2 separate regions of the Homo sapiens genome follow, and region 1 is linked to region 2. A link is a loop called in an ENCODE intact Hi-C map of the cell type or tissue named here. Cell type or tissue: K562. All regions are shown on one strand. Links, peaks and the distances in the headings refer to the core of each region. The heading gives the core; the rest is flanking DNA. Region 1 holds the start of LOC124906330 (a long non-coding RNA gene). Region 2 has its middle 42 kb from the start of LMLN-AS1.

What was found. Hi-C counts contacts between places; a loop is a spot of excess contacts. Peaks named below come from ENCODE experiments on the same cell type or tissue, not always from the same donor. Only the 100,000 strongest peaks of a DNase experiment are listed, where the experiment ranks them.
Region 1: a loop joins it to region 2, with 5 times the contacts of the local background. A loop is called at or near these places in 19 of 110 quality-filtered maps.

Annotation. Positions count from the first base shown.
Region 1 is chr3:197,898,866-197,915,824 of GRCh38, forward strand. DRC9 (dynein regulatory complex subunit 9) reads right to left here. Exons shown (of 12, transcript NM_032263.5): 8 at 15,016-15,177; 9 at 13,810-13,884. LOC124906330 (a long non-coding RNA gene) reads left to right here and starts at 6,819. Exons shown (of 2, transcript XR_007096246.1): 1 at 6,819-9,573; 2 at 9,707-11,466. RefSeq lists enhancers at 676-1,448, 2,432-2,932, 13,766-14,965, 14,349-14,980 and a silencer at 7,284-7,333. In K562, for the core only: a CTCF peak has its summit at 7,284 (motif pointing right); a DNase peak (open chromatin) is centred at 7,366.
Region 2 is chr3:198,072,710-198,089,668 of GRCh38, forward strand. It overlaps the pseudogene ANKRD18DP. Among named protein-coding and RNA genes, the nearest start is that of LMLN-AS1, 42 kb to the left of the region's middle. RefSeq lists a silencer at 4,089-4,383. In K562, for the core only: CTCF peaks have their summits at 7,437, 7,648, 8,041 (motif pointing right) and 8,402; DNase peaks (open chromatin) are centred at 7,382, 7,802, 8,062 and 8,372; H3K4me3 peaks cover 1,963 bases.

The DNA of each region.
Region 1 (16,959 bases), core at 3,055-11,054, 170 kb before region 2:
GTTTTTGTAAAGATCAATAAAATGGTCAAACCTTCAACAAGTTTCAGTAAGAAAAAAGGAAAGAAGGCACATCTTTTTAAAAAGTTAATGAAAATGATTTCATTACTACAGAAATAAAGGACTTTTTAAAATTGTAAAAAAAACTATAGGGCATAGCTTTATGCTAATAAATTTGAAATCAGTGTTTAGATGAAACAGATTATTTTCTAGGGAGACGTAAGTTACAAAAAAGACTCATAAAGAGATAAAAGATCAATAATCCTTTTTTTACAGTTGAAAAGGTAGCCAAATAGCTCCAATTAAATATAACCAGACAAAATTGTTTATGATTGAATTTTATCAAGCTTCAAGGAATAGATAATGTTTTCACTGAAGAAGGCATTAGCTAAAAAATAAAATCATAATAATAATCTGGTTTGTTTTCTGTTTTTATGTTTCAGAGCATAAAAAGATGGAAAGCTTCCAATTCACGCTGCCAAGCATAACTCTGACAGCAATTCAACAAAGCAGCACCAAAAAATACACCTACAGGTTAATCTCACTTGTGGAATATATAAACACAAAGTAAAAGTCTAGGCTGGCTGTGGCGGCAGGTACCTAGAATCCCAGCTCCTTGGAGGCTGAGGTGGGAGGATTGCTTGAGCCCAGGAGTTTAAGACCAGCCTGGGCAACACAGTGAGAACCCCTGTCTCAAAGAAAAATTTTAAAAATCCATGGTATTGATCTTGTGTTTACCCAAGAATGCCACAAGACAACACAAAATAAGGGAGAGATAAGATATCAAAAGGAAAAAAAGAAAAATGAAAATCAGTAGAAAGAAAATGCAGCAGAGGCTGTGCAGAGTGAGAGGGCGAAATAGAAGCCTCCACTGATAGTTCCCCCCACCACCCAGAAACACTAAATTTGACAACTATCTGTACAAAAAAGCACCTTCATAAGAACCAAAAATCAGGTAAGCAATCGCAGTACCTGGTTTTAACTTCGTTTTGCTGAAAGAGGCACTGAAGAGGGTAGGAAAGACGGCTTTGAATTGCTGACGACACTCTCCACCCCCTGGCAGCAGCCACACGGCACGGGTAGGATCTGAGCAGCTGTGGGAGGGCGGGCGCGGCACCTGAGATGTGCATTGAACTCAGTGCTGCCGTCACAGTGGAAAAAGCAAAACCGGGTTGAACTCGGGTGACGCCCACCCATGGAGGGAGCACTGAGACCAGCCCCAGCCAGAGGAGAACCGCCCAGCCTAGCAGTGGGACCCGAGTCCCAGCAAGCCTCAGCATCTCGGGCTACGCCGCTCTGGGGTCCTCAATACACTTGAAAGGCGGTCTAGGCCAGGAGGACTACGACCCTCTACAACCCTTACGCAAGCCCTGGTCCTGGTGCCTGTGGACTTGGGGGACTTGGACCTAGTGAGACACCAGCCATGGTGGTTAAGGGAGTGCTTGTGTCACCCATCCCCCAACCTCAGGCAGTGCAGCCTCTAAAAGAGATTTCCCCTTCTTCTGTTTGAGGAGAGGGAAGAGTACAGAGGACTTTGTCTTGCATCTTGGATACCAGCTCAGCCACAGCAGAATAGAGCACTGGGCAGAGGACACCAGCTCAGCCACAGCAGAACAAGGCACTGGGCAGAGGATAGCAGCTCAGCCACAGCAGAACAGGGCACTCAGCAGAGGACACCAGCTCAGCCACAGCAGAACAAGGCTCTGGGCAGAGGATACCAGCTCAGCCACAGCAGAACAGGGCACTCGGCAGAGGATACCAGCTCAGCCACAGTAGAATAGGGCACTGGGCAGAGGATACCAGCTCAGCCACAGCAGAACAAGGCTCTGGGCAGAGGATACCAGCTCAGCCGCAGTAGAATAGGGCACTGGGCAGAGGATACCAGCTCAGCCACAGCAGAATAGGGCTCTGGGCAGAGTCATGAGGCCCCCACTCCAGGCCTTAGCTCCTGGGTGGCCTTCCTAGACACACCTTGGGCCAGAAGGGAACCCACTGCCTTGTAGGGGAGGGCCCAGTCCTGGCAGGATTCATCATCTACTGACGAAAGAGCCCCCGGGCCCTGAATAACCAGCAGGGGTCCACAGGGGTACACCATGGGCCTTGGGTGAGACTCTTGAGATGTGCTGCCTTCGAAGACATGGTAGTGGCTATGGTGAGAGACTCCTGCTTGAGAAAAGCAGAGGAAAAAGTAAAAGGGGACTCTGTCTTACACCCTAGGTACCACCTCAACTATAATGGGGTAGAGTACCAAGAGGCTCTTGGAGTCCCCAGTTCAGGCCTTGACTCTTTTTTTTGAGATGGAGTCTCACTCTGTTACCCAGGCTGGAGTGCAGTGGCACGATCTTGGCTCACTGCAACCTCCACCTCTGGGGTTCAAGCGAGTCTCCTGCCTCAGCCTCCAAGTAGCTGGCATTACAGGCACTTGCCACCATGCCCGGCTAATGTCTGTATTTTTAGTAGAGACCAGGTTTCACCATGTTAGCCAGGTTGGTCTCAAACTCACGACCCCAGGTGATCCACCCCTCTCAGCCTCTCAAAGCGCTGGGATTATAGGCATGAGCCACCGCCCCCGGCCCAAGGCCTTGACTCTTGGATGGCATTTCTGGTCCTGTTCTGGGCAAGAGGGTAGCCCACTCCCCTGAAGAGTAAGTCCCAGGCCTGGCAGCATTCACCACAAACTGACTGGAGAGTCCTTGGGCCTTAGCTGAACATCAGCAGTAGCCTGGCGGCACTCTCCATGGGCCTGTGGTAGTAGTGGCCATGAGCAGCGGCTCCTCCGCATGTGGAAAGCAGATGGAAGAGGAGGAAGGACTTTGTCTTGTGGCTTGAAGGCCAGCTTAGCTGCAGGAGTTTAGAGCATAAGGTAGACTTCTAAGGTTTTTGACTCCAGCTCTTGGCTCCCAGACAGCATCTCTGGACCCGCCCAGGGCCTGGGGGGACTGGCCACTCTGAAGGGAAGGATACAAGCCTGGCTGATTTCGCCACCTGCTGATTGTAGAGTCCTAGGGCCTTGAGTGAACATAGGTGGTAGCCAGGTAGTGGTTACAGCCTTGGGTGAGACCAGGTGCTGTGCTGGCTTCAGGTATGACCTAGCACAGTCCCAGTGGTGGTGGTCACCAGGGGGCTTGTGTCACCCCATTCTCAGCTCCAGGTAGCTCAGCAAAGAGTTAGAGACTCTGGGAGAAAGTAAGGAAAAAGAACAAGAGTCTCTCCCTGGCAATCCAGAAAATTCTTCTGGATCTTATTTAAGACCACCAAGGTGATACCTCTACATGTCTGCATGAACCACAGAATTAGGGGCTTGGAGTGTTCCCTAATGAGGTACGGCTTAGACCACAACACTCAAGTCCCTTCGTATGCCTAGAAAGCCTTTGCAAGAAGGATGAGTACAAATAAACCCAGACTGCAAGGACTACAATGAATACGTAATTCGTCAATGCCCATATACCGATGAACATCCAGAAGCATCAAGACCATTCAGGAAAACATGACCTCACCAAACAAATGAAATAAAGCACCAGGGACTAATCGTGGAGAAACAAAGATATGTGACGTTTTAGACAGAGAATTCAAAATAGCCATTTTGAGGAAACTCAAAGAAATTCAAGATAACACAGAGAAACAATTCAGAAATCTATCAGATAAACTTAACAGAGATTGAAATAATTAAAAAGAAGCAGAAACTCTTGAGTTGAAAAATGCAATTGACATATTGAAGAAGGCATCAGAGTCTCAAGAGCAGAAGTGATCAAGCAGAAGAAGGACTTCGTGAGCCTGAAGACAGGCTATTTGAAAATACACAGGAAAGACAAAAGAAAAAAGGATAAAAGAAATGGAAAGATATTCCATGTTCATGGATTGGAAGAATCAATATTGTTAAAATGTACATTACTACCCAAAGCAATCCACAGATTCAATGCACTCCCTATCAAAATACCAATGACATTCTTCACAGCAATAGAAAAACAATCCTAAAATTTATATGGAACCACAAAAGACCCAGAATAGCCAAAGCTATCCTGAGTAAAAATAAACTGGAAGAATCACATTACCTGATTTGAAATTATACTATAGAGCTATAGTAACCAAAACAGCATGGTACTGGAATAAAAACAGACACATAGACCAATGGAACAGAATAGAGAACCCAGAAGCAAATCAATAAATCTACACTGAATTCATTTTTGACAAAGGTACCAAGAACAAACACTGGGGAAAGGATAGTCCTTTCAATGAATGGTGCTGGGAAAACTGAATATCCATATGCAGAAGAATGAAACTAGACTAGACAGCTATCTCTCACCATTTACAAAAATCAAATCAAAATTGGTTAAAGAGTTAAACTTAAGACCTCAAACTATGAAACTACTAAAAGAAAACACTGGGGAAACTCTCCAGGACATTGGACTGGGCAAAGATTTCTTGAGTAATACCCCACAAGCACGAGCAACCAAAGCAAAAATGAACAAATGGATCATATCAAGTTAAAAAGCTTCTGCACAGGCCAGGTGTGGTGGCTCACACCTGTAATCCCAGCACTATGGGAGGCTGAGGCAGGTGGATCACTTGAGGCCAGGACTTCAAGGCCAGAGGTGAAACCCCACCTCTACTAAAAATACAAAAATTAGCCGGGCATGGCAGTGCACTCCTGTAGTCCCAGCTACTTGGGAGGCTGAGGCACGAGAATCTCTTGAACCCAGGAGGCGGAGGTCGCAGTGAGCCAAGATTGTGCCACTACACTCCAGCTTGGGCGAGAGAGCAAGACTCTGTCTCAATAAATAAATATATAAAATATAAAAGGCTTCTGCATAGCAAACAAAACAATTAAAGTGAAAAGACAACCCAAAGAACTGGAGAAAATATTTGCAAACTACCTATATGACAAGGGTTTAATAAACAGAATATATGAAGAGCTCAAACAAGTCTATAGGAAAAAATCTAATAATGTGAAAAATGGGCCAAAAGGGCCGAGTGTAGTCACTCACACCTATAATCCCAGCACTTTGGGAGGCCTAGGCTGGAGGAATGCTTGAGCTCGGAGTTCAAGGCCCGCCTGGGCAACAATAGTGAGATCTTGTCTCTCTCTCTCTCTATGTGTATAACATATACATACATACATACACACACACATATATATATACATACATATATATATACATACATATATATATACATACATATATATACATACATATATATATATACATACATATATATATACATACATATATATATATATATATATATATTTTTTTTTTTAAAGGGCCAAAGATCTGAATAGGCATTTCTGAAAAGAAGACACACAAACACCAAACAGACATATAGAAAGGTGCTCAGCATCACAGATCATCGGAGAAATGCAAATCAAAACTACGAGACATCATCTCGCCCCAGTTAAAATGGTGTGTATCTAAAAGACAGGCAATAATGAATGCTAGCAAGGCTGTGGAGAAAAAGGAATCCTGGTACGGTATTGGTTGGTGGAAATGTAAATTAGCACAACCACTATGGAGAACAGTTTGGAGGATCTTCAAAAAACTAAAAATAGAGCTACCATATGATCCAGCAATTCCACTGCTAGGTATATACCCAAAAGAAAGGAAATTAGATGTGGAAGAGATGTCTGCACTCCTATGTTTATTGCAGCACTGTTCACAATAGCCAAGATTTGGAAGCAATGTAAGTGTCTACCAACAGACGAACGGATAAAGAAAAGGTGGGGCCGGGCGTGGTGGCTCATGCCTGTAATCCCAGCACTTTGGGAGGCCGAGGCAGATCACCTGAGGTCAGAAGTTTGAGAACAGCCTGGCCAATATGGAGAAACCCCATCTTTACTAAAATACAAAAATTAGCTGGGCGTGGTGGCGCACACCTGTAGTCCCAGCTACTCGGGAGGCTGAGGCAGGAGAATTGCTTGAACCTGGGAGGCAGAGATTGCAGTGAGCCAAGATTGTGGGCAACAGAGCAAGACTCCCTCTCAAAAAGGAGTAAATAAATAAATAAATTTAAAAAGGTGGGACATATAAACAATGGCGTACTATTCGGCCCAGAATGAGATTGTGTCATTTGCAACAATATAGATGGAACTGAGGTCATTATGTTAAGTGAAATAAACCAGGCAGGGGAAGACAAACTTCACATGTTCTTCTTTGTGAGAGCTAAAAATTAAAACAATTGAACTCATGGAGGTCGAGAGTAGAAGGGTGGTTACCAGAAGCTGGGAAGGTAGTGGGGGATGCGGAGGGTGTGGGGATGGTTAATGTGTACAAAAAAGTAGAAAGAATGAATAAGACCCAGCATTTGGTAGCAAAACAGGGCGACCATAGTCAATAATTTAATTGTAAATTTAAAAAGAACCAAACGCGTGTAATGAGATCATTTGTAGCACAAAGGATAAAGGCTCAAGGTGATGGAGACCCCAATTCCCCTGATGTGACTCCCACGTGTCACACGCCTGTATCAAAGTACGTCATGCACTCCATAAGTATATACACCTACTATGTGCCCACAAAAATTAAAAATTAGAAAAAGAAAAGAGTTTAAAATAGAAACAATTTTAAGTCTATAAATCAGTTTTTCAGCAGTCTATTAAAGGAATAACAGGCCGGGTGTGATGGCTCACACCTGTAATCTCAGCACTTCGGGAGGCTGAGGCGGGTGGATCACCTGAGGTCAGGAGTTTGAGACCAGCCTGACCAACATAAGAAACCCTGTCTCCACTAAAAAAAATACAAAATTACCCAGGCATGGTGGCAGGCGCCTGTAATCCCAGCTACTCGGGAGGCTGAGGCAGGAGAATCACTTGAACTCGGGAGGCGGAGGCTGCGGTGAGCTGAGATCGTGCCACTGGGCAACAAGAACAAAATTCCAATCTCAGAAGAAAAAAAAAAGGAATAACACATTATGATCGAGTAAGGTTTATCCCAAGAATTTGAAGATGACTCAACATCAGCAAGTCTATTAATGTATTTCCCTTTATTAACATATTAAAGAAGAGAAAACAATATCATCTCAATTAATGAAAAAAAAATCCATCTCAAAATTGAGTACTCATCCTGATGAGAAGAAAAACTTTTAACAAGAAAAAAAGATACTTCCTGAAGTTGATAAAGCTTGTCTACCAGAAACCTACAGAGTAAATCTCACAGTTGATGATTAAAAAAAAAAAAACTCATTTGTGGCAGTTACCAATTTACTGCCTGTCAGCTCCAAATCCACCTCTTTGCTTTGTGAAAGTGGATGCTTGCTGTGAACGTTTTTCTTGCCAGCTGACAAAATGCTAAGCTGTGTCAGTAGAGGGCGCTGGAGGCACACGACAGGAGGGCGTCTCACTGTCCGGTCACCAGAGTGCGGCTGCCAGCGGTATGTGGGTGGGACACCCGGCCGCACTTGTCCACCCACACGTTTTACTGAGACCGCGCAGGAGGATTCCTGCTGGCCAAACACGTTATGACCTAGTAGGGTTTATCCCAGGAATTTAAAGATGACTCAAATCAGCAACTCTCTCAATGTATTCTACTTTATTAACATATTAAAGGAGAAAAAATAACTCAATGGACAAAAAAACTGTTTTTCTTTTTTTTTTTTCCCTAATTGAGTACGCATCCAGATTAGGAAAACAAAACAAAACAACAAAAAAAACTTTTAGTAAGGTATCTGTCACCTAACCACCATTAATCTCCCATTTTGACTAGTGGCCACGCTGTCACTTTGGGTCCCCGTGCATGAACATCAATTCAGAGCCAATGCTTCAGTCATCTCAGAAGGCCTGGGTAGTTTGCTTTCCCCAGTGCACAGTCACTCTGTAAATAGCACAGGTCTTCTGAGTAGGGCCTAGAGGGAGACTTACAGTAGGTACTTGCAGCAGGGCTGCAGAGTTCATTCTTTGGGGGAAATCCCCCCACACCCTCACACCCCAGTTCATAAAGGGGCCCTGGGGCTGTGAACTGACTCAGTCCTAAGAGCTAGGGGAGAGGCCGTGACTCTCTGCTGTGGTGATTCAAATCAGGTTTCTGGCTACCAGACCCAGAATTTTTTTCTGTTATACTTGAGTAGGCAGCCCAACAATTTTGTTCCTAGAGATACCATCATTCATTAGCCATTGCCAAGAATCCCAGTGGCCAAAGGCATTCTGATTACATCTCTGCCGCCCTTCGTGGTAAATGTGCCCACCTTATCTCTGACAATTAAGTGCTCCCAATTATCCGGAGGCACTTCAGGATCCCATCACCCCACTGATACCAGGAAGCTCATCTCAATGACAACATCCTTAGGGTCACACCTGCCTATGTAGGAAAGCAAGCACAGAGCTTTTAGAGAGGCAGATGCTCCCCTCACTATTCTATTTCTCAATGTCTTAGTAAAGAAGTGTCTTCTGGGCCTTCTCATGGTTAGGAATGGGTGCTTGGTGGTAGACGTGTAAGTCACACATGATAAATCCACTGTGACATTCCTGTCTCCCTACATCTTTGGATTCTCTCCCCCAAATCATAGCAGGGAAGCTCTGACATCTCCACCTCATCAAATGTAGGCAAATGTTGAGTCACCTCCTGCTGCTCAAGCTAAACCATGAAATCCAGACTCTCTGGTAAGTGCATCTATATCAATGAATTAAACAAATGGAGTGTGATAGCCTACCCTGTTGGATCTAACACTCTTAGAATCAACTCGACATGTTTCCCAGGTTTCTTCCAATATTTATTAGCAAAATCTTACCATTCTTTTGGTGTGTAAGTGATTTCCTTCTGAGTTAGTTATCTGAGTTTTATGTCCCACTGTAACATGCTAAGATTTGACCCTAGTTATGGATCCAGTGACAACAGGGGTGACTGTACCAGGTCTGAAGAGTGAGCCGTTTCCAAGGCATCCTCCCAGATGAAGTTATCACAGGGGTGACTGTACCAGGTCTGAAGAGCAACCCTTTCCAAGGCATCCTCCCAGATGAAGTTATCACAGGGGTGACTGTACCAGGTCTGAAGAGCAACCCTTTCCAAGGCACCCTCCCAGATGAAGTTATCACAGGGGTGACTGTACCACGTCTGAAGAGTGACCCCTTTCCCAGGCATCCTCCCAGATGAAGTTATCACAGGGGTGACTGTACCAGGTCTGAAGAGCAACCCTTTCCCAGGCATCCTCCCAGATGAAGTTATCACAGGGGTGGTGACTGTACCAGGTGTGAAGAGCGAGCAACCCTTTCCAAGGCATCCTCCCAGATGAAGTTATCACAGGGGTGACTGTACCAGGTCTGAACAGTGAGCCCTTTCCAAGGCATCCTCCCAGATGAAGTTATCACAGGGGTGACTGTACCAGGTCTGAAGAGCGATCCCTTTCCAAGGCACCCTCCCAGATGAAGTTATCACAGGGGTGAATGTACCAGGTCTGAAGAGTGACCCCTTTCCCAGGCATCCTCCCAGATGAAGTTATCACAGGGGTGACTGTACCAGGTCTGAAGAGCAACCCTTTCCAAGGCATCCTCCCAGATGAAGTTATCACAGGGGTGACTGTACCACGTCTGAAGAGTGACCCCTTTCCCAGGCATCCTCCCAGATGAAGTTATCACAGGGGTGACTGTACCAGGTCTGAAGAGCAACCCTTTCCAAGGCACCCTCCCAGATGAAGTTATCACAGGGGTGACTGTACCACGTCTGAAGAGTGACCCCTTTCCCAGGCATCCTCCCAGATGAAGTTATCACAGGGGTGACTGTACCAGGTCTGAAGAGCAAGCAACCCTTTCCAAGGCACCCTCCCAGATGAAGTTATCACAGGGGTGGTGACTGTACCAGGTCTGAAGAGCAACCCTTTCCAAGGCACCCTCCCAGATGAAGTTATCACAGGGGTGGTGACTGTACCAGGTCTGAAGAGCGAGCAACCCTTTCCCAGGCATCCTCCCAGATGAAGTCATCACAGGGGTGGTGACTGTACCAGGTCTGAAGAGTGACCCCTTTCCCAGGCATCCTCCCAGATGAAGTTATCACAGGGGTGACTGTACCAGGTCTGAAGAGCAAGCAACCCTTTCCAAGGCACCCTCCCAGATGAAGTTATCACAGGGGTGACTGTACCAGGTCTGAAGAGCGAGCAACCCTTTCCAAGGCATCCTCCCAGATGAAGTTATCACAGGATCTTCAGGCAAAGGAAGTGCGGTGTCCTCAGACACAGGAGGGCAGGGTACTTCCGCTGCCAAGGGAGCTTTAAAGTGATTTGCCAGTTTCATCCGAATCTGAGCAGGTGTTCTCATTCCAAGTTTCAGGGTCCTGTTCTTTCCCTGTGAGTGCTCTAACTTGCATATCAGTAACTTGGCATGACTATGACAAACTCATGTGTAATCCTGACTAAAACACCAGAACAGTGGTGTTGTATTAACAACCAATAATAGAAAAAGGATTCCCCATTGTCACTACTACAACCAACAAGTACACTGGACTTTCTAGCTAGACAACAAGCCATGAAATGAAAACAGACATATAAATAATAAAAAGGATAATATAAAATTGTTATTTGCATGCAGTAAGATTTTCCACCTAGGAAATCCAAATGAATCCACTGAAAAACCATTAGAGGGTTTAACAAATCCACAGCAATACACAAAAGAAATACCTTTCCACATACCATACACTTAGAGACAGAACCAAGAAGGTTTCGCAATGTTATCACAGAAAAACCTGGAAACAACCTAAATCTACTGACAGAATGGTTCACTAAATTTCAGTATATTCTGAGTGTGAGATATATTCTATCAATCAGCTGTACTGCTACAGAAAACATTAAAAACAAAGTAAATGTAAGAAGAAAACAACAGGCTCTGGAACACTATATATAGCATGATCCAATTTACTTAAGAAACAAATACTAGGCCGGGTGCAGTGGCTCATGCCTGTAATCCCAGCACTTTGGGAGGCTGAGGCCAGCAGATCACTTGAGGGCAGGAGTTCAAGACCAGCCTGACCAACATGGTGAAACCCCATCTCTACCAAAAATACAAAAATTAGCCAGGTGTGGTGGCAGGTGCATGTAATCCCAGCTACTCGGGAGGCTGGCAGGAGAATCACTTGAACCTGGAGGCAGAGGTTGCAGTGAGCCGAGATCGCGCCATTGCACTCCAGCCTGGGCAACAGAGCAAGACTCCTCTCAAAAACAAAACAAAACAAAAAACCACCACTGAGAATAGGTATGTTTTTAGGTATAAGTATGTATATGAAAAGAAATACATGTGGAAGAAACTTCCCTTCAGAAAGGGGAGTAATTTAAGAGGGCTTTCACTTTCTTTAACCTATGTATTTCTGTCTGAAATTGTAGCTGGACGTGGTGGTGCACACCTGTAGTCCCAGCTACTCAGGAGGCTGAGGTGGGAGGATCACTTGGGCCCAGGAGTTTGAGGCTGCAGTGAGCTATGGTGGCACCACTGCACTGAAGCCTGGGAAACAGAGAGAGACCCTGTCCCTAAAAAATAAAAAATAAAAAAATATATACTTATGTATTGCTTGTGTTATTGGGCTGAAGATCTGGGAAACTCTGGCGTCATCCCTTCGTGATCCATTTATCTACCAACTCACTGATAAATATCCAACACCTGCCAGGTATCTCACACTTGAAACAGGTAACATGATACATAATTCTTAAAGTGCAGGGCTACAGAACCCTAATTCTAATAGCCTACCAGGTATTTTTTTCAGTAAAGACCTGCAAGAGAGCATCTACAAATTCTCCTCTTTAACCACACATTTGGAATCCTTGACTGAAAACTCATTAGCTTTTTCCAAAGGCAAGCTGTATTATAACTAAGCTGGAAAATTTTCTCTTTATTCATCCAATAGGGTTATTTTGAAAGACTCCAGCTGGGGCTGGGCACGGTGGCTCACGCCTGTAATCCCAGCACTTTGGGAGGCCGAGGCAGGTGGATTACCTGAGGTCAGGAGTTCTAGACCAGCCTGGTCAACACAGTGAAACCCCATCTCTACTAAAAATACAAAAATTAGCTGGACGTGCGCCTGTAATCCCAGCTACTCAGGAGGCTGAGGCAGGCGAATCGCTTGAGCCCAGGAGGCCGAGGTTGCAGTGAGCCAAGATCACGCCACTGCACTCCAGCCTGGGCAGTAAAGCAAGACTGCATCTCAAAAACAAAACAAAAAAAAAAAAAAAAAGAAAGAAAGACTCCAGGTAGACTTAGACATAATTCTAACCTTAGATATATTATAGACCCAGCTTGGTTATTAGTATTGAAAATGCTCTTAAAACCACCGTGTCATATATATTTCACACAAGAAGAAATAAATTGAGTAAACATGTGGAAAAATGTTATGTTCACCTGTTAATAAGCAAAAATAAAAAATAAAACAACTCATTAAATTAGCAGACTTTGAAAAATATTGAAAATGGCTACTAATATTGAAGAGACCTTGAAATTACTGCCTGCAACACTGCTAACGGCAGCACAGATTCGAGAGTATTAGCAATGTTTATTAAAAGTCACAAAATACTAGTCTCTGAAACAAAAATCTCATGACTGAGATTGGCTTTTAGTAAATAGTTGCCATGAAGAAAAACAGTTCTTTGGGCAAAGCTTTAATGAGTGCATTATTTATAATAACAAACTTTAGAAACAACCTAAATATAAAAAAAAAGTGTAACAAATAAACTGTGGCACAACCATTCAATGGAACGTTAAACACAATTTTCAATTATTTTATAAAGAAACTGTAATAACATAAAAAATGAAAAGCAATGAGTAATTTTAAAAATCTTCACTCAACTGGGAATGTTATTTTTATAGTGTAAAAGATTAGTAAATTTTTTTTTTTTTGAGACAGATTCTTGCTCTGTTGCCCAGGCTGGAGTGAGTGGCATGATCTCGGCTCACTGTAACCTCTGCCTCCTGGGTTCAAGCGATTCTATTGCCTCAGCCTTCTGAGTAGCTGGGATTACAGGCGCCCGCCACCATGCCTGGCTAATTTTTGTATTTTTAGTAGAGACGGGGTTTCTCCATGTTGGCCAGGCTGGTCTCGAACTCCTGACCTCAGGTGATCCGCTGGCCTCTGCCTCCCAAAGTGCTGGGATTACAGGCGTGAGCCACCATGTCCGGCCTTTATTTATTTTTCTTTTTTATTTATTGGCCACTATACTATTGGGAAAAATTTTTAAATATAGTCATAATTTAAAAATAATTAATTTAAAAATTATGTCTTTTTTTGGTTTTTGTTTTTGAGACGGGGTCTCGCTCTGTTGCCTAGGCTGGAGTACGGTGGCGTGATCTCAGCTCACTGCATCCTCTGCCTCCCAGGTTCAAGCAATTCTCCCACCTCAGCCTCCTGAATAGCTGGGATTACAGGCGCACCACCATGCCCGGCTAATTTTTGTATTTTTTAATAGAAACAGGGTTTCACCATATTGGTCAGGCTGGTCCCAAACTCCTGAACTCAGGTGATCCACCCTCCCCGGCCTCCCAAAGTGCTGGGATGACAGGCGTGAGCCACTGTGCCCAGCCCATAAATTTGTAGGTCATAATTTGACTTAATAAATTTTAAGTCATAAATTAAGTCATAATTTGAAAATTATGAGTATACAGCAATATAGAAATCGAAAAATTTCTTATGTAAGCTCAATGATAAAAGCAGAAAACAAAATTTTACCTGCACTCTCTCAAATTACAGCTATATAAGATATCTATTCAGATGCATAACCCTGAAAGAAAACATGAGCTAAAGTTCATTAGGCTGAAAGAATGATGGTTGGTTTTCCTTCAAAATATTCTTTTTGTTTCCTCAGTATAAGCAGAGTACAAAAAAAAAGTCAAAGCATAGAAAAGCTGTGGGGACCCACCTGCTGCTCCTTTCTAAGGAACATTTCAATCTCTGTATGAGTCCGGGCCTCTTCTTCGGTTTTCATCCTGAGTTTCTGTAAGAACAATCAGATACCAGTACGTCTTCCCCGCAGGGCTGGGAATCAGAAGTTCTCAAGATGAGAGCAGCAGCTCGGTCGGTAGCTGAGGCTCCCTTTACCAGCTGGGATCCCGGGCTTTCAGTTCCCTGCAACTCCTGTTCACCAACACTGCAGAGCCACGTGGCGCGGCACTGTGTGGACTGCGTGTGTCCCTAACGAGACGAGCACAATCCCGTGAGCTGAACAGAGGTGCCCACTGAAGGACAGAAACGGCGCTCCAAGGGCACAAGGCTGTGGGGCTTAAAAAGGGGGATTCCGGAGTGCCAGGAAGAGTGTTGACGTGGCCTTGAGCCACGTCAGTCTCAGAGCGAGGAGTCCTCCCACACACAGATTCCACGGCCCAAGGACGTTTGTTCCTGCTTCCCTCTTCCCATCTGCCTGCTGCTCTTTCTTGTTTTCTTTTCTTTTTTGTGAGAAGGGAGTCTCCCTAGTTGAAGTCTGAAGTTGCCCAGGCTGGCTTCAAACTCAAGGATCCTCCTGCCTCACTGCCTCACCTCCGATTAGCTGGGACTAGTGCCTGGCTTTGCGTGTGTGCGTGCGTGCGTGCGTGCGTGTGTGCGTGCGTGCGTGTGTGCCATTTAGCATTCCCCTCAAAGAAGATCTACCACTTCTTTCTTCCTCCTGGCATTTTTCACCGTGACTTCTCATCCTATAAACTCAGGTTTGAACGAAGTTCAGCGCTCTCGATGCTGTATTTCTTACTGGAGGAGTGAAAGGTACTGGTTAGATGAAAGAAACAGCAGCAAAATCCTGCCATAACTAAGCACCTCGTTTTGCCCTCTCCCTATAATTAGTCAGAAAAATGGTGATTGGTTTGCCAAAATAAGAAGTGACCAAGGAGAGAAAGTGCAGCCAATTTTCAAAGTCATTATGAGGCGGGAGATGGAGGCTACAGCCCACTGGAATCTCTGCTTGCGAACACGCATATCCTCATTTAGGCTTTTATTTTCAACCTCAAGTGGAGGGGCTGTTGCCGATAGAGATGGAGGGAAATCTTTGTCTCCCTCCTTTGTTAGCTGAGAGGGGATCAGGAGTGACAGCTCAATTGCCATCTCCTGGGTTCTTGGCTAATGTCCCAGGGATTACCTCAATCTCTTCCACCAAGAGTTCCTCTGTTCTGTTACACTTTTTCTGGGTCTGGGCAATCTGCAGCTCGGTATTGGTTTTCATGTAGCGATTCTCCAAGTTGGATTTTGCCTTCATCTCTTGCAGTTGGTCCTTGAGGTTAGCAATATACTCATTCTGACTCTGTAGTGGAAAGACCAGGTTTCTAAATTGAAAATACATTCTACCTCCATTCAGTTCAGTCAGCGGCTTACGGTTCCCTTTTATGCGTATAAATCAATAAGGAACTGGAACTATTTTTCCGCTGTCACACAATGGGAAATTTAGCCAACAATCATGAAGTGTATAGATGAAAGTGAGTAACACAGCATTTCTAAGAATCAGGGCGCATCAGGGCTGTGAGATTAGTTCCCAGGCACATTATTGCTGTACTCCGTATGTCCCACACAGCTTTCTCATTTTGGTAGGAAGAACACTGGTCAAAATGATCAAAAGAACTGACTTCCCACCCAGGCCTCCAGCTGTGTGAACTTGGCCAAGTCAAATCTCCAACTTTTTACTTTCTATAAAACAAACACACAAACATACAAACACCCAACCTGCCTGAAGTATCTCAGAGAGTGATTATTAGGTTTCCTTGAGAACACGTGTGAAAACGCTTTCTTTTTGCAGGTCACCAAGTGCTTGGCAATTGTGAGGACTCAATAGTCATTAAGAAAAATATTTATTCAGCACCAGGCACTGAGCTAGGAAAATTGTGGAGATCTAAACAGACATATTCCCTTCCCTCATAGAGCTTACAGTCTAATAGAAGAGAGGTGGTTAAAAAGAGACAAACACATGTGTAAACTTCCAAAAATTGTGCAAAATGATAGAAAAGGAAGGCTCGAGAGGCTGTGGGAGGAAATAACAAGGGAGGAGTACATTAGACTCTGGAAGGTCTGAGAAGGACTCTCTCGGGAAAGCGATGGCTCATTCGATACCTGAAGGACAGGTAAGCCCACCACATGAAAAATAGGCTTGGCCAGGCACGGGGGCTCACGCCTGTAATCCCAGCACTTTGGGAGGCTGAGGCATGGCGACCAGCTGAGGTCAGCAGTTTGAGACCAGCCTGGCCAACATGGTGAAACCCCGTCTCTACTAAAAATACGAAAAATAGCTGGGAGTGGTGGCGGGCGCCTGTAATCCCAGCTACTCGGGAGGCTGAGGCAGAAGAATCACTTGAACCCGGGAGGTGGAGGTTGAAGTGAGCTGAGATCATGCCACTGCAGTCCAGCCTGGGTGATAGAGCGAGATTCTGTCTCAAAAAAAAAAAAAAAAAAGAAAAGAAAAAGAAAAAAAGGAAAGAAAAAGAAAAGAAAAATAGGGTTAAGGGAACTCTAAAAAAAAAAAAAAGAATAAGTATATGCCCAAATCCTGAAGCAATCAAGACCTGGATACATTCCAGGAACTGAAAGAAAGCTCCGGAGGCTCTAGCCTAGTGAGGGTTGAGGGGAGGACAGGATGAGGTTGGAGGTCGGTAAGGGCACCACACAGGACCCCGGAGACCCAACTGAGAAATTCAGATTTTATTCCAACTGTCATGGGAATCCTTGGAAAGCTTTTAGTCAGGGAGGTAACATTTGTTTGAAAAGAACTGTTTGGGCGGAATCAGTGTGTGAGTAAGTCCACAGGGAGGGGACCTGACGGCACAGCAAACAAGCACACGACTAGCAACAAAAGTGCTTCAACCCGAGACCTGCTCCTCTAGATACCAACCGCCTTTCTTCTCTTTTTACATTTTTTTTGAGATGGAGGCTCGCTCTTGTTGCCCAGGCTGGAGTGTAGTGGCATGATCTTGGCTTACTGCAAGCTCCACCTCCCAGGTTCAAGTGATCCTCCTGCCTCAGCCTTCTGAGTAGCTGGGATTACAGGTGCTCACCACCACACCCAGCTAATTTTGTATTTTTAGTAGAGATGGGGTTT
Region 2 (16,959 bases), core at 3,767-11,766:
TTTCTGGCTAAACAATGGACTAATCACCAACAGCAGGTGCACTTGCCTGGTTCTTCACTAAAAATGCCACCATTTACTGTCTCTTACAAATTACAGCAAGCAAAAGTGGTGTATTTCCCTCCTGTAAGAAAGCAAAAACAATGTGCAATTCACAAAATTACATATTTCTCAATTGAACTAAAAATCTCCTATATGATGCTATGAACTTAAACTTACAATATAGCAAGTAAATGCGGAGCAGTCCCTTCCTTTTCACTCCTCTGTGCTTTCCCACACACTGCCTTGCAAACACCCCTCCTCTCCCTCCCCACGTTAACTTTGATCATCTCCAAAACTGACTTTATTTACCAGTCCTGAAAATCCTTGCTTCTATCACAGCATTTAGCACAATATGTTGTAATTATTTCACTGTTTCCCACTGAAACCAAGAGTTTCTTGAGGGCAAGGGCTGTGTCCTTTTTCTCTACAACCCTAAAACCTAATACATAGTAGCAAATGCTTTAGGTTTTTAAAATAAATTAATGATGAAAATTATTATCTTTAGAGCAGTGTTTCTTAAACTATCTTCCAAGGAATATTTGTTTTACCAGAAGAACTGTACCCCAACAGAAAGATGCCATGATCACCTGCATTTGAGAAGTATTACAAAACTGTATTATATGGTCAACAATCAAGAAATCCCTTCAACTTTGCCTAATTCCAATTTGACAATACTTTTTGTGGCAAACGTTAACATTTTAGGAACTAGAGTTTCAGGGATACAGTTGCCAGAACTTCCCAGTTCAGGTGGAGGTTTCCTCTGGGTGGTACAAACTTGCTTGATTTACTTCTGTAAATGGTGTCAGGATCCAATGTCAATGTCAGGCACTCCTGATCCGAATGGGTCACTAAGGAAATGAGCTCTGAATTAAGAGAGACTGGCTTCAATGCACTTATTTTCATTATTATTAAATAGTCCATGGGATTTCTCCTAATACAAGAGGATAGATTTTTATCTTAACTGTTAGAAAGCTCAGTATATTCTGTGTAAGAGAGACAGGTTAAAAGTGTTTGAAAATAAATATTAAAAAAGCAAAGCTCAGTAAGAAATTTTATTCTCAATTATAATGATAACCCTGGGATGCTAATGCAACTTTACTTTTTAAATCCATTTGTATTGGTTTCCATTCAAATTGCTATTTAACATTTTTTTTTTACTTTAGGCAAAATGTAAATCAGAAATAAAATTACAATGGCTTATCAATAAAAGTTTTAATATTGATGTATATGGCTTATTTCTAGCATAATAAAAGCCAATAAGTCACTTGCATTTTTAAGGGACATTGTTGAGAAGCATGACATAATGTTTGCAATATTCATAAACTAGCCAACTCTCACCAGGAATAACCTAAAAAGGCTTCCAGGCATTCTTATGAGCAGATGACTACTTGTGGTATACATATAAAAAAGAGCTAAAAAAAACTTTTGAATTCTAAACTTGAACCCCATAATTGAGGGATTTATAAACTATAGACTATATATTATAAACCAATATACACTGTCTTGAAAATCTTGAAATCTTTATGAAAATATACTATAAAACAGGAGTTGTAAACTCAAATACTTATAAGGATGAGGAGATGACCTAAGTAAGTGAAGTACTCAGGTGGGCACAGAAGCCAACTGGAGAATCTGTGCCTCCTACACAGGGCAACCTCTGCACAGCAGACCAAGCAGTGATGCGGTTCCGGGGACACCAGATTTGATTCTTAAGACAGGCCTGAGGTCCAGATTTCTGCATGAGTCTACTAAATTTCACATGCTAACTCAACTTAAAGAGGCAAATGAACAAATCTATGTGCCACAGTTAGACTATAGCCCTTGTGTATTTATAGTTTCCATGAATGTGTACTAAATGATTTTGTATAAACCAAGTATTTGCATGTGAAACTTTTTCTGTCTCTAGTATCATGTGTTTTATATAAAAATCAGCCCCTGATATATATATAATAAAAATTGCTGTTAAGACTCATAATACCCACCTGAAGAATTTTCCCAAAATTTATTCATTTGAAATCTGTTTGTATATTATTTTCCCAGATTGTTAACCAAATAGATAATTAGATCATAAGACTGCCGAAACTAACTTATTAAAAGAATTCCTATAGTATTCTCACCGACTTCATGGATTTCAGTGTTTAAAACTGACATCCTGATTGTGCCAAAGCTCTATAAACTTAACAGACATACTGACATAGTCCATAATACAATTTCAACTGAAAAAAAAAAAACGGTTCAGGATTTGCTACTAATCTAATTGAGAAAATTTCACTTGTAATGAACATTTGTTGACACATAATCACTTGAATGGTGACAAAGGAACATGAAATTGTGAAAGGGTCAGGCTTTACCTATTGAAAGATTACCCACAAGCAAATTGCTAAAGGCTCTCTGAATGGCAGTGAATGATTCCTGGTGGGAAGGAAAAGGTGTGTTTCTGTAAGCTGAGATATATTGCCAGCAATATTTCCTTTTACTTTCCAGTCACAAATGTAGAGAAAGATAAGTCAGGCTAACATTATTGGAAAGGAGAACTTTGAAGAAAGTAGCACCTATCAAATGCCAACTCTTTTAGAGATTTCTTATGTTTTTGAGATACGGGAATTTATATACTGCACTTACCTACTCTGTGGTTCTCAATCAGGAGTGTATTCAAACCCTGAGGTGTTTTTTTTTTCTGTTGTTGTTGTAAGAGACAAGAGTCTTACTATGTTTCTCAGGCTGGACTCAAACTCCTAGGCTCAAACAATCCTCCCACCTCAGCCTCCTGAGTAGCTGGGACTACAGAAACAAACCACTGTGTGCGGCTTCAAGAAAATATTTTTAACCATACCTGTTCAGACCTTATTAGCTCAGTTACATCAAAATCTTCAGGGGAAAGCCTACATTTGTACACTTTTAACAAAATTCCCCCAGGTCACTGTAATGCACAATTCTAGCTGAGAATTACTGCAGAGAATTACTACTGCTGAGAATTACTACAATCACTTCACTTTCATCACTCACCCACACCACCAATATCCTTTATCAGCTTGGGATGTGGCCAAAAAGAGAAAAGAGTATGAGATAGAGTTATTTATTAACACTCCAGTTAATTTTCCTGGCTATGGGTAGAACAGGGACAAGTAAACTCGAAATCCCACTTGATTTTGCTATTTATAAGCTCCTTATCTCCTACCTTCCCACCAAGACATTCTAGATTTGAGAGGAGAGTTTGGACTCTTGGCTAAGTGGCTGTTTTTGCCAGGATGGGTAATAAGTCAGTCACTAATTCGTTCGATCATTTGCTGAAGTGTTTCTCACTGCATCACCAGCTATTCACAGCCAATCTGGTTTCCTCAGAGTCCTCTAAAAATTAATCTTTAAGCAAGTTTCAATCACTTTGTTTACCAAACCAAAAATAATTACCCCAAAGCTGAAGAGCACTTTGTCTCAATACATAAACTGGAAAAACAACAAACTAAAAAACAAAACCTCTTATTAGCATTTTTCCTCATTACCTAATTTCCAAGTGACCTACATGTTTTTGATTGCTCTCCTTTTCCTTCCCCATTTTTCCCTCTTAAACTTTGCCACTGAAAGGCACATCAGTTTTTTTTTTTTTTTGAGAAAACTGTCAGCAGCAGCAAGATTTCCATTTATTGCAAGTTGCTTCAGTTTTGTTTTGAGTTTTAAGATAAAGCCTATTTCCAGGGTAAATTCTTTTCCTGTGTCTGCGTGTGTGTGTGTGTGTGTGTGTGTGTGTGTGTGTGTGTGTGTGTGTGTTTTACGTAATTAGAAAAAAAAATACACCTGGGGTAGGAAACAAATACTTGAAGAAGTTTTACCTTAACAAATTCACAAATACTTCCCATAAGTGCACTAAACAAGCTGTGCCCTCTAATGCTTCTTTAAAAGTATCAATATTTAAAGTAAAACCTGAGACAATTAAGCTATTTCAAAATATTTTCATTCAGGAATGCCTGATCATCCAAATATGAAAAATTGACTCTTACCTATGTCAATGTTAAAACAAATATTTTGAAAAGAAAGTTGATTGATCTATACCTTGTTTAGTGCTTCAGTATTTGCATGGTGGGAAAGCAGGCTTCCTGCCAGTGAAGTCCCCTTATCATAGACAGCATCATGAAGAGCAGTGTTGCCGTAGACATCCTCAATGTTTACCATCATGAAGAGCAGTGTTGCTGTAGACGTCCTTAATGTTTGGACTGGTGCCATGTTCCAGCAGAATAATGGAACACGTCTCTTCCTGGCAATATACAGCCTGTCAGTGTTAGATGAAAACTTAGACTATAAATTCTAAGAATTCAAAATACATATTCCACAGGTTTCACCAACTAGTTATATTTAAATGAGATACATTCATTTTAATTCTATGTATTTAGTGAAATCTTTTTCGTGCTGAGAGAGTTGGCTGCTGTATACCTTCATTAAAGGCGTCCTGTTTAGTCTGTCACAGATGTCGATCTGACATTTTCTGCTCAGCAAGAGAGTGACCACTTGCACACGGCCGTGGGCACAGGCCAAATGTAGAACAGTCCTAGGAGAGTGAGAGGGGTTTTCAGGAAATTGTAGTGCAGTATCTCAAAACCTACAATGGTTCATGTCATTGTAAACATTGAAGAGCATTCCTCTGCCTTCAAAACAAATAATTTTCTTTTGAAGAAAGTACATTTATTAGCTCTTACTGCTCACTCCCTTAATGAAACAGCAGCCTATTTGGACAGAATGAGCTTGGTGTTTGGATTCAGTTCAGCTGGGGCTTGAGTTCTACTTTGAACTCAGCCACGTACCAGGTATTGCTTAGCCTTTCTGTGCCTCATTTTCCTCATTAATAAAATAAAGATGACAATAGCAGCTAGTTCACAGGACACCATTGTGATGCTTAAATGGGAATCTATGTAAAGTATTTAGAACCATTTCTAGAACAAGCAACAACTCAATAATTGTTAGATTGTTGGTTTTTTTTTTTTTGAGACAGGGTCTTGCTCTGTTGCCCAGGCTGGAGTGTAATGGTGTATTACATATATTTCATATATTAATGGTGTATTACATATATTTCATATATTAATGGTGTATTACATATATTTCATATATTAATGGTGTATTACATATATTTCATATATTAATGGTGTATTACATATACTTCATATATTAATGGTGTATTACATATATTTCATATATTAATGGTGTATTACATATATTTCATATGTTAATGGTGTATTACATATACTTCATATATTAATGGTGTATTACATATACTTCATATATTAATGGTGTATTACATATATTTCATATATTAATGGTGTATTACATATATTTCATATATTAATGGTGTATTACATATATTTCATATATTAATGGTATATTACATATATTTCATATATTTCCTCACTGCAGCCTGGAACTCCTAGGCTCAAGTGATCCTCCTGCCTCAGCCTCCTGAGTAGCTGGGACCACAAGAGTACACCAGCATGCTCAGCTAATTATAAAAAAAACCTGTAGAAGGAATCTTGCTTTGTTGCCCAGGCTGGTCTCAAACTCCTGGCATCAAGGGAACCTCCCATACTTCTATATCTATTGTCACTTTCAATGGTCACATATTATTCCATCCTATGGATGCAACTGAAACTTATTTATAGGACACATTCTGAGGGTTCTTTTTAACATAAATGCTGAGAAAAACAAAGTACACGTATCTCTATTTTCTAAAGGTATTTTAATACAATGGAATTGATAGGTAAATGGCATATACATTTTTAAAATGTGGTAATTACCACCAAATTATCTATTTGAAAAGTCATCAGCAACTTAAACTTTAGGCAGCAGTGTAAGTACCACTGCTGTTTATTCTCACAAACATTGTGGATAGAAAAGAGTCTCATTCCTCTTTTAACTTAAATTCTTTTACGAGAAACACTAAGGACTTTTTCCTATGTACATAAGTAACTTGTGGATCTGCAGAAAAGTACGTTGCTCACTTTTAGAGTTCTTTTCTTGTGGATTTGATTTGAAAGAATTCCCTATAAAATAAAGATGTGCTTTTTATCTGTATATAAATAACTGATATATATAACATTATGTCACTATTATATACAATTTTTTATATGTATAATCAGTTATATATCATAATATATATAATAAAAAGTAAATTCCCTGTAGGATGAAGATACACTTTTCATCTGAATATCTATTTATATATATATTAGTAAAAACATATACATAGTAAATATTTTTCAAGTATGTTATCGTTTGTTAATTTTTTTCTTATACACAGGGGGGTTTTAATTTTTTTTTTTTTTTTTGAGACAGAGTCTCGCTCTGTCACCCAGGCTGAAGTGCAGTGGCGCGATCTCGGCTCACTGCAACCTCCACCTCCCAGGTTCAAGTGATTCTCCTGCCTCAGCCTCCCGACTAGCTGGGACTACAGGCGCGTGCCACCATGCCAGGTTCATTTTTTGTATTTTTAGTAGAGATGGGGTTTCACTGTGTTAGCCAGGATGGTCTCGATCTCCTGACCTCATGATCCGCCCACCTCAGCCTCTCAAAGTGCTGGGATTACAGGCGTGAGCTACTGCGCCTGGCCTGGGGGTTTTAATTTTTAGTTTGCTAAATCAACCTTCAGAATGCCTGCTTGTGAGGTCATTCTTAGGAAGGCCTTTGGCAATGTAAAATGTACCTGTATAAATAAGCATTTGTGTTTTCTTCTGGTACTTTTCTCATTTTGCATATGTAAAAAATTCAATCTGTATTCCATCAGGAACTCATTTTTGTGACATAAAATTTCATTAGTTTTCTTCAAAGAGCAGGCATTTTATTAACAACTCAACCCTTCCTACTCATCTGAAATGTTACCATTATCAGTCCTTACATCTATATCTTACATATATTTCAGTGTTTCTGGGTTTCCATTCTGTTCCATGTATTTATGTCTTTTCAGCTGATAGTAAATAATTGTGGGAATTAATAGCACATTTTGATATCTAGAGGAGCAAGTCTTTTTTTCACTCCATTATAAAAATTTTTAAATGTCATCACAATATTAAGACAGCAGATGTCGTGCAAAAATGATAAATCCTTGATATTTTCATTCGGTTTATGTAAAACTGATAAACATGGAAAGAGCTCATGTTTTGAGAAAACCGAGTCTTCCCATTCAAGGAACCCGCCTCCCACTTCCAAGTGTCCCTCTAAGAAGCTCCAGTAAAGAACCTGTCTACCTGGGTGGATTCGGATGTAAAACCGACACAGGCTTTTATCTGAGAACTTTCCGCCTACTGAACATGACTCATGGTATTTTTGACATGGGAATGAGTTCTCATTAAGCACCTCCATGACCCCACGTTTTAAACGAGTATATGCTTAACTTTGTGAGTTGAATCACTCAACTTCTCCACCAAGTGCTCCAGGCGGGGAATTGCCAGCGATGGAACGCAGCTGAGGCTCCGTTTGGCTCCGCCGCTCTGAGGGTGCCCAGCGCCCTCCAAGGCCCCCGTCCCAGGGGCTGCGGGGCTGCGGGGAAGCCGGGCCTGGGGACCCCCTCCCACCCCGGCTGAGCCCCCGCTACCTGTCCTGGGCATCCACGTCCCGGCACCTGCGCGCCAGGCGGCGCTCCACCTCCGCGGCGTCGCCCTTGAGGGCCGCCCTGTGGATCTTCCGCAGTTCCGCGTCCCTGGTGTGGTACGCGGGACCCGGGTACTCGTGGTCGATGGAGCCCAGGACCGCCCGGCCCGGGCGTCTCCCGAAGCTGAAGAGCTTCCTCATGGGGCGACTTCTCCTCAGACGCCCACCACCGGCTCCTGAGCCCCCGCGGCTCCTCGTGGCCTTTCCACTAACCCTAACCCCAAACCCGAGATGTAGCTCAGAATCCGCGACCCGGCCGGGTCCACCACAGCCTTCAGCAGCGACACTCGCAGCCTCTGACCTCTCAGCCCGCGAAGCCGTTAGGCGCGCGCCTGCAGCTCAGCGCCCGCGCGGACTCCGGAAGCCGCTCCCAAGCCCGCGCTGCCGGCAGGGGGCGGCTGCGGCTCGGGCGCAGGCGCCGCTGGCTTGCGGGTTCTCCTGGGCTCGCCCGGGACGTCCCGTAGTCGCAGGCGCGCAACCCGCCCGGCCTGAGGGCCCGCCTGGCCGTGACCCCCGCCCCGCTCCTCCTCCGAAGAGAGATCGGGGCCGCTGGCAGGGGCCCTCCGCAGCCACCAGGGATGGGGCTGTGGGGCAGTTCCCGCCCCGGTGCAGCCGCCGCCGGGCAGACCGCCTGGCTTGGCTGCAGCCGCGGCATCTGGCTCCGGTTCTGCGAGGCTGGGAGCTCCAGCGAGCTTGGGAGCTGCCAGGCGGCTGCTGCGAGCAGGCAGAGGGCGCCTGGAGCTTGGGCCCTCAGGCGGCGGAGCATGGCCTGGGCGGCCTCTGGATCGCGAGTGCACCTGGCCTGAGAGCCTGCCAGGCCCTGCCCCCGCTCGGCTCCTCCTCTGCCGGAGCTCCGGACCGCTAGCCAGGGGCCCTCTGCAGCCACCGGGAATGGGGCTGAGGGCGGGTTCCCGCCCCTGTGCAGCCGCCCCAGGGCCGACTGCCTGGCTCGGCCGCAGCCACTGGTACATCTGGCTCCGGTTCTGAGATGTTGGGAGTGCGGGCGGGCTCGGGGGTTGCCTGGAGGCTGCTGCCTGCACACAGAAGGCGGCTGCAGCTTGGGTGCCCAGGCGGGCTGGAGGGGCATGGCCTGGGCGGCCCCGGGATCGCCAGCGCGCCCAACTGAGGGTCCCCAGGACGTACCTCCCGCCCCACTCCTCCACCGCAGGGAGTTCGAGGCCGCTGGCATGGGCACTCGGCATTCACCCCGATGGGGTTGAGCGGCTGGTTCTCAGTTCTCGCCCCTGTGCAGCCGCCGCCGGGCAGAATGCCTGGCTTGGCCGCAGCCCTCGGGACACCTGGCCCTGGTTCTGCGATGCTGGGAGCGCGAGCAGGCTCGGGAGTTACCAGGCAGTTGTTGCCTGCACACAGAGGGCGACTGCAGCTTGGGCGCCCAGGCGGCGGAGCATGGTCTGGGTGGGCTCCAGAACGCGTGCGCGCCAGGCCTGTGGGCCCCCCTGGTGGTGCCACCCGCCCCGCTCTTCCTCTGCCGGAGCCTGGAGCAGCTGGAATGGCCACTCTGCAGTCACTGGGGATGGAGTTAAGTTTTCTTATCCCATGCATGCACACGAAAAGGTAACTATTATGTGAGGTAATTAACATGTTAATTGACTTCATTTTGGTAATCATTTCAGAATGTGCATATATAAACATATCACACTGTCCACCTTGAATATGTGCAATTTTTATTTCTCTATTAAACCTCAGTAAAGCTGAAAAAATTAACAAGATCAAAAGGATAACCCCGCAGTTTTATAGTAGTAGTTGGACACTTCAATACCTCATTTATGGGCAAGGACTTCATGTCTAAAACACCAAAAGCAATGGCAACAAAAGCCAAAATTGACAAATGGGATTAATTAAACTAAAGAGCTTCTGCACAGCAAAAGAAACTACCATCAGAGTGAACAGGCAACCTACAAAATGGAAGAAAATTTTCGCAACCTACTCATCGGACAAAGGGCTAATATTCAGAATCTACAATGAACTCAAACAAATTTACAAGAAAAAAAAAACAACCCCATCAAAAAGTGGGCGAAGGACATGAACAGACACTTCTCAAAAGAAGACATTTATGCAGCCAAAAAACACATGAAAACATGCTTACCATCACTGGCCATCAGAGAAATGCAAATCAAAACCACAATGAGATACCATCTCACACCAGTTAGAATGGCGATCATTAAAAAGTCAGGAAACAACAGGTGCTGGAGAGGATGTGGAGTAATAGGAACACTTTTACACTGTTGGTGGGACTGTAAACTAGTTCAACCCTTGTGGAAGTCAGTGTGGCGATTCCTCAGGGATCTAGAACTAGAAATACCATTTGACCCAGCCATCCCATTACTGGGTATATACCCAAAGGACTATAAATCATGCTGCTATAAAGACACATGCACACGTATGTTTATTGCAGCACTATTCACAATAGCAAAGACTTGGAAGCAACCCAAATGTCCAACGATGATAGACTGGATTAAGAAAATGTGGCACATATACACCATGGAATGCTATGCAGCCATAAAAAATGATGAGTTCATGTCCTTTGTAGGACATGGATGAAATTGGAAATCATCATTCTCAGTAAACTATTGCAAGAACAAAAAACCAAACACCACATATTCTCACTCATAGGTGGGAATTGAACAATGAGAACACATGGACACAGGAAGGGGAATATCACACTCTGGAGACTGTGGTGGGGTGGGGGGAGGGGGGAGGGATAGCATTAGGAGATATACCTAATGCTAAATGACGAGTTAATGGGTGCAGCACACCAGCATGACACATGTATACATATGTAACTAACCTGCACATTGTGCACATGTACCCTAAAACTTAAAGTATAATAATAATAAAATAAATTAAAAAATTAATGGATAGAAAAACCAGATAGAAGCTTGATGAGAAATGGAAGACCTGAACAACAGTATAAGCCATTTAGAGCTAATACACATATGGAGAACAGTCCACCCAACAACAGCAGAATACACATTCTTTTCAAGCGGATATGGAACTTTCTCTAGGATAGGCCATATCTTCGTCCACAAAATATGTCCTAATCATTTTTAAAACCTTGAAATAATACAAAATATAATTTACAATCACAATGGAAGAAACAACAGATACATAAAAAATGAAAACTGGAAAATTCACAAATATGTGGGAATTACAGAATACACTCTTAAACTAACAGTGAGTGAAGGAATAAATCACAAGCAAAATTATAAAACATCTTGAGACAAATTAAAATAAAAACAAAACATACCAAAACTTATTGCATACAGTGAAAGTAGAATTCAAAGGAAAATGTATGGCTATAAACAACTACATTTAAGAAAAAATCTCAAATCAGTAACTTCACTCTATACCTACGGGCAGTAGAAAAAACAAAAAAAGACTAAATCCAAAGCTGGAAGAACGAAAGAAATAATAAAGATTAGAGCATAAATAAATAAAATAGAAGGTTGAAAAGCAGTGGAAGAAATAAACATAGCTAGAAGTTGATTCTTTGAAAGATCAAACCTTTCACTATATTTACTGAGCAAAAGATGGAAGACTCAGTATTAAAATCATAAATGAAAGTGGCACCATTACTACCAACTTTACAGAAATAAAAAAGGATTATAGGACTATACTGTGAACAACTGTATAACAACAAATTAGGTGCCCTGGATGAAATGGATGAATTGCTAGAAAGACACAAACTACCAAAATGGCTCAAGAAGAAAGAGAAAATCTGAATAGACAAGGAGATTGAATTAGTAATCGAAAGCGATATAACAAAGAAAGATTTATGACCAAATAGCTTCATTAACTGGTGAGTCTACCTAACATTTGAAGAATTAACACCATTTCTTCCCAAACTTTTCCGACAAAATGTGTGAAGAAGGAATACTTGCTAATTCACTTTTTGATAACAGCATTATCCTGATACCAAAGCCGAGATCGCGCCATTGCACTCCAGTCTGGGCAACAAGAGCGAAACTCCGTCTCAAAAAAAAAAAAAAAAAAAAAAAAAAAAAATCAGTGTAATATACTATAATAGTAAAATGAATAAGCACATGATTATTTCAGTTGATGCAGAAAAAACATTGATGAAATACAACACCCGTTTATGATAAAAATACTCAATAAACTAGGCATAGAAAGGAACTTCTGCAATATGACACTAGGATATATAAAAAACTGACAGTTAATATCATGCTCAATGATGAAACACTGAAAGCTGTTTCCCTAACATCTAGAACAAGGCAAGGATGGTGACTTTGCCCCTTCTATTCAACATAGCACTGGCAGTTCTAGCCAGAGAAATTAGGCAAGACAAAGAAATAAAAGGCATCTAAATTAGAAATAAAAAAAGAAGTAAAATTATATCTACACATTATCATATATCTATGAATCTCCAAAGAAAACACAAAACCCATTAGAACTAATAAAATAGGCAGGATGCAAGACAAACATATGCAAATTAGTTTTATTTCTATATAGTTGTAATGAACTATCAAAACATTTTTAAAATCCCATTTATAATAGCATCCAGAAATAAGATATTCAGGCATCAATCTAACTATGGTGGTATACACAAAACTTTGCTGAAAGAAACTAAAGAGAGTTGAAATAACTGGAAAGATATTCTGTGTTCATGGATTGTAAGACAATATTGTTAATATGTCAATACCATCTATAGTAATCTATAGATTCAATGCAATACCATCAAAACCCCAAAGACATTTTTTGCAGAAACAGAGAAACTCATTCTAAAATTCATACAAAAACTCAAAGGATCTGACATAGATGAAACGATCTTGAAAAAGAACATTGGAAAACTCACATTTTCCAGATTCACAACGTGCTACAAATCTACAGTAATCAAGAGAGTGTTTTACTGGCATAAGACCAATTGACATTTAGACCAATAGAATAGAATTGAGATCCTAGAAATTAGTCTTCACATATATGGTCGACGACTGTTCAACAAGGGGGCCAAGACCAGTCAATGGAGGAATGAACAGTCTGTTCAACAGCTGGGTATCAGTGCACAGGAGAGAAGTTAGACCCTTGCCTTGCACTATATACAAAAATTAACTCTAAATTAACAGAAGACTTAAATATAAGGACTAAAATGTGTAACTCTTGGACGAAAACACACAGGAAACCTTCATGACCTTTGAGTCTTAAGTGTTTTTTGAAATATGACAGAAAAGCACAGATAACAAAAGAAAAAATACATAAGTTAGATTTAATCAAAAACTTTCATGCATCAAAGGACACTATCAAGGAAATGAAAAGACAACCCATAGTATGTGAGAAAATATGTATCTGATAAAAGAAAAATGTGTATCTGATAAAAGCTTAATATCTCAAAACTCAACAACAGAATTTCTAACATCCCAATTAAAAAATAGGCAAAGGACCTGAATAGACGTTTCTCCAAAGAAGATAAACAAATGTCTAATAAGAACAAGAAAAGATGCTCAACACCATTATTCATTGATAAAATGGAAAACCAAACCAAAATGAGATGCCACTTTGCTTCCACTAGTATGGCTTTCATAACAACGACACAGAAAATAAATGTTGCTAAGGAGGTGGAGAAATTGGAGCCCTCATGAACTGGCTGCTAGGAATAGAAAATGATGCACTTGCTGTGAAAAACAATTTGGTACTTCCTCACAGAATCACACAGAGAACCAGAAATTCCACTCCTAGGTATGATACACAAAAAAGTTGACAGCAGGGTCTTGAACAGATATTTTTACACCAAAGTTAATTGCAGCATTATTCGCCATAGCCAGAGACAACCCTTGTCCATCAACGAATGGATACACAAAATATAATACATAAATAATAGAATATTATTCAGCCATTAAAGGGGATGAAGTTCTGATACATGCAACATGGGTGAAACTTGGAAACATGATGCTGAGTGAAGTAAACCAGACATGAAATGACAAATGTTGTATGATTCTGCTGATATGAAATATCTAGAACAGGCAAATCTGTGAAGACAGAATGAAGATTAGTGTTTACCAGAGACTGGGGAGAGGAAGTAATGGTGAGTTACTGTTTAAGGGTACTTTATTTCTTTTTGTGATGGAAATGGAGATGCTGGTTGTACAACACTGGGAATGTACTTAATGCTATGAATTATGTACTTAAAATTGTTAAAATTTTAACACAATTAAAAAATTTAAATACAGATCTGATAATTATTTCTATATCCATTGTTATTTAAAAGTTATTTGCTCAGTTGCCAAATATTAAGGTTTTTCTGAACATATTTTTGTTATTGATTTTTAATTTAGTCCTGTTTTGCTCAGAGCACAAACTGTCTATGATTTAATTTCTTTTATATTTAGTGAGAATTATTTGATGGTCCAGTACTTGATCTATCTTGATTAATGTTCCACAGACATTTGAAAAGTAGATCTGATTATCATCACCTTTACTCTGTTGATGTCTGTTTCACATTTTGAAGTTTCATTAGGTTCATCCATTTAAGATTGTTAATTTTATGAACTGGCCTTTTTTGATTATGACCTGACACCTTTATCTTTGGCAGTACTCCTGTTTTGAAGACCACTTTATCTAATATTAATATGGGCACACCATGTAGGGTTAGTATTTGCATGGCACATTTACATCCATACCTTTGCCTAAATGATGTAATAATTACTTTCCAAAACCACCTCCAAAGATGTTCTAAAACTATTATAATTAGGGATAGTTTCACCAGATCTTTCAAGAACTTTTAAATACCAGGGCTTAGATGACACTGATACCAGGGTACACAAAAATGCCATTAAGATACCTATTATAATTGGAATTTTCAGGGATCAGCTGATAAATGGCTTTCTGGTCCGCCTTTCTCTCACATTAGTCTAATGGGTTTGTTAAACTACCCTGTGTTCATTGCCCTGGTCATCGAGGACATAATTGAAATGGATGTACACAGCAACTTACAGAAATTGCATTGGTTTGTTGAAATGTAGAATAAGATCAATTATGGTAGGGAAGACCAAGCAAAAGTTCCGGTATTAGGCAGCGCTTTTCATAGAAACAGAATCAATAGGACACACACACACACACACACACACACACACACACACACACACAAACACACAGAGAGACAGAAGGATAGAGACAGAGAGAGAGAGAGAGACAAAAAGAGATAAATAAAGAAAATTTATTGTGGAAATTGGCTCACACAATTATGGAAGACAAAAAGTCCCATGCTATGCCATCTGCAAGCTGGAGAACCAGGAAAGCCAGTGATGTAATTCAATGAGTCTGAAGACTAAGAACCAGAAGAGTCAATGGTGTAAGTCCTGGCATCCAAACGCTCAAAAACTGGAGCTCCTCAGGGGAAGAGAAGATGGATATTGCTGTTATAGAAGAGGAAGCAAATGTGCCTTTCCTCTGCCGTTTTGTTGTATTCTGGCCTTCAAAGCTTGCGTGATGCTTGCCCACACTGCTAAGGGCAGGTCATCTTTACTCAGTTTACTGATTCAAATGCCAAGTTCCTCCAAAATCAGTCTCACAGTTTTCTGGGTACCCCATAAGCCAGTAAAAAAATAAAAGTAATAAAACATAAAATGGAATAGGAAATGGTAAAATAAAACATAAATGGTTAACATAAAATTCACCATCACATTCTCTCATGAAAACAGAAAATCAGCAACGAATAAGATGGCAGTAATAATAGCATTCTCAAAGATAAAAGGGGTGCAGGTGTCGAAGTCCCTAGCACATCCCCATTTAATGTACTGGAATGACCCATGCAAAATTTTGAATCTGGAGGATGATGGGGGAATCATGTAAATGTCAGCAACTGATAATTCCAAATGCATCTGCTGTGTATTGATATTATGTAGTATCTGTATTTTAACAGCTCAACCCAGCTTCTACTCTTGGTTTTGCATCTATGATCTGACAAATATCACTTTCTATCCCCTTCATGAAAACAGATAAAAGGTATTTTCATTCACCAGGGTAGACCACAGAACATATTTGCTGTCTTGCCCAGGGCTATGATTGTGTTTTGTTATAATATGACCTGAAGTAACCTTAATAGTCTTAAAATTACAAAGACCAAAATATTGATCACTATATTGATGATATCAGATTTATCAGCCCTAGTGAGCAAGAAATGTCATTTTCTGATACTCTTGTACAGGAATGTGAACAATAAACCATAATCTGAAACATAAAACCTACAGTCTTGAGACTGGCCTTTCACTGGTAAATATTTTAGGTTTGCGGTTGCCCTCAGTAATTCAGGATACCTTCCATGTAGAGGACAAGATGGTAAATTATTGCATTTTGTACCAGCTGACATATAAAAGCATCGCAGTGTTGGTTATGGTTCTCTGGATTTTGGGCACTATGTAAACACCCCACTTGGGAATACTGCATCAACCCATGTCTCCAATTTGTAATGGCTTTCAGCACAAGCAAGTCTTTTGTTCTCGTGAATTGGCAGAATTAAGAGAGCTCTTCATGACTGAGGTTAAACAGAAGCTCTGGCAAGCCCCCATGAGAAAGTTTTAAGTTATGTTTATATATGTATATGTAATAAAAAGTAATAGAACGCAAAAGGGAAAAGTGTCTCAAAGTTTCTTACTCTGTGTAAAAATAAGTACTATTAATAGCTTTCATGCAGCGTTTAATTATAATAAATATTATAAAAATTGTAAATAATACATATGCATATTCTTCCTTTCCCATAAGGTACTTTTATCTTACATATAAAATACATCTATTTTCATTTTCCTATTTGTGACTACAGGACAATTTAAAAATTACGATCTGTATTTATTTTACTTCAGTGATCTTCGCTGAAAAAGTTTCAACTGATTTTATAACGAATTAGATATAATCTGATTAGATATATTAGATATAACCTGAAATAATCATATAATTTAAGAAGTGGAAGAGAACTTGGGTATTACTGTTTTATGGCATAAAAAAGGGCTGAAGTCAAATAATAATAACGAACGTTTCTTGATCATTTACTATTTGTTAGGAACTTTGTTACAATTAATTTTCACAACAACCCCATGACCCACGTAATAGTTTAACCTTGTTTATTTTTTGCAATAAATCTATGGTATAGGTACTATTAATATTAGCAACTTCCTGGCTAACACGGTGAAACCCCGTCTCTACTAAAAATACAAAAAATTAGCCGGGCATGTTGGCACGCGCCTGTAGTCCCAGCTACTCGGGAGGCTGAGGCCGGAGAATGATGTGAACCCGGGAGGCGGAGCTTGCAGTGAGCCGAGATCGCGCCAC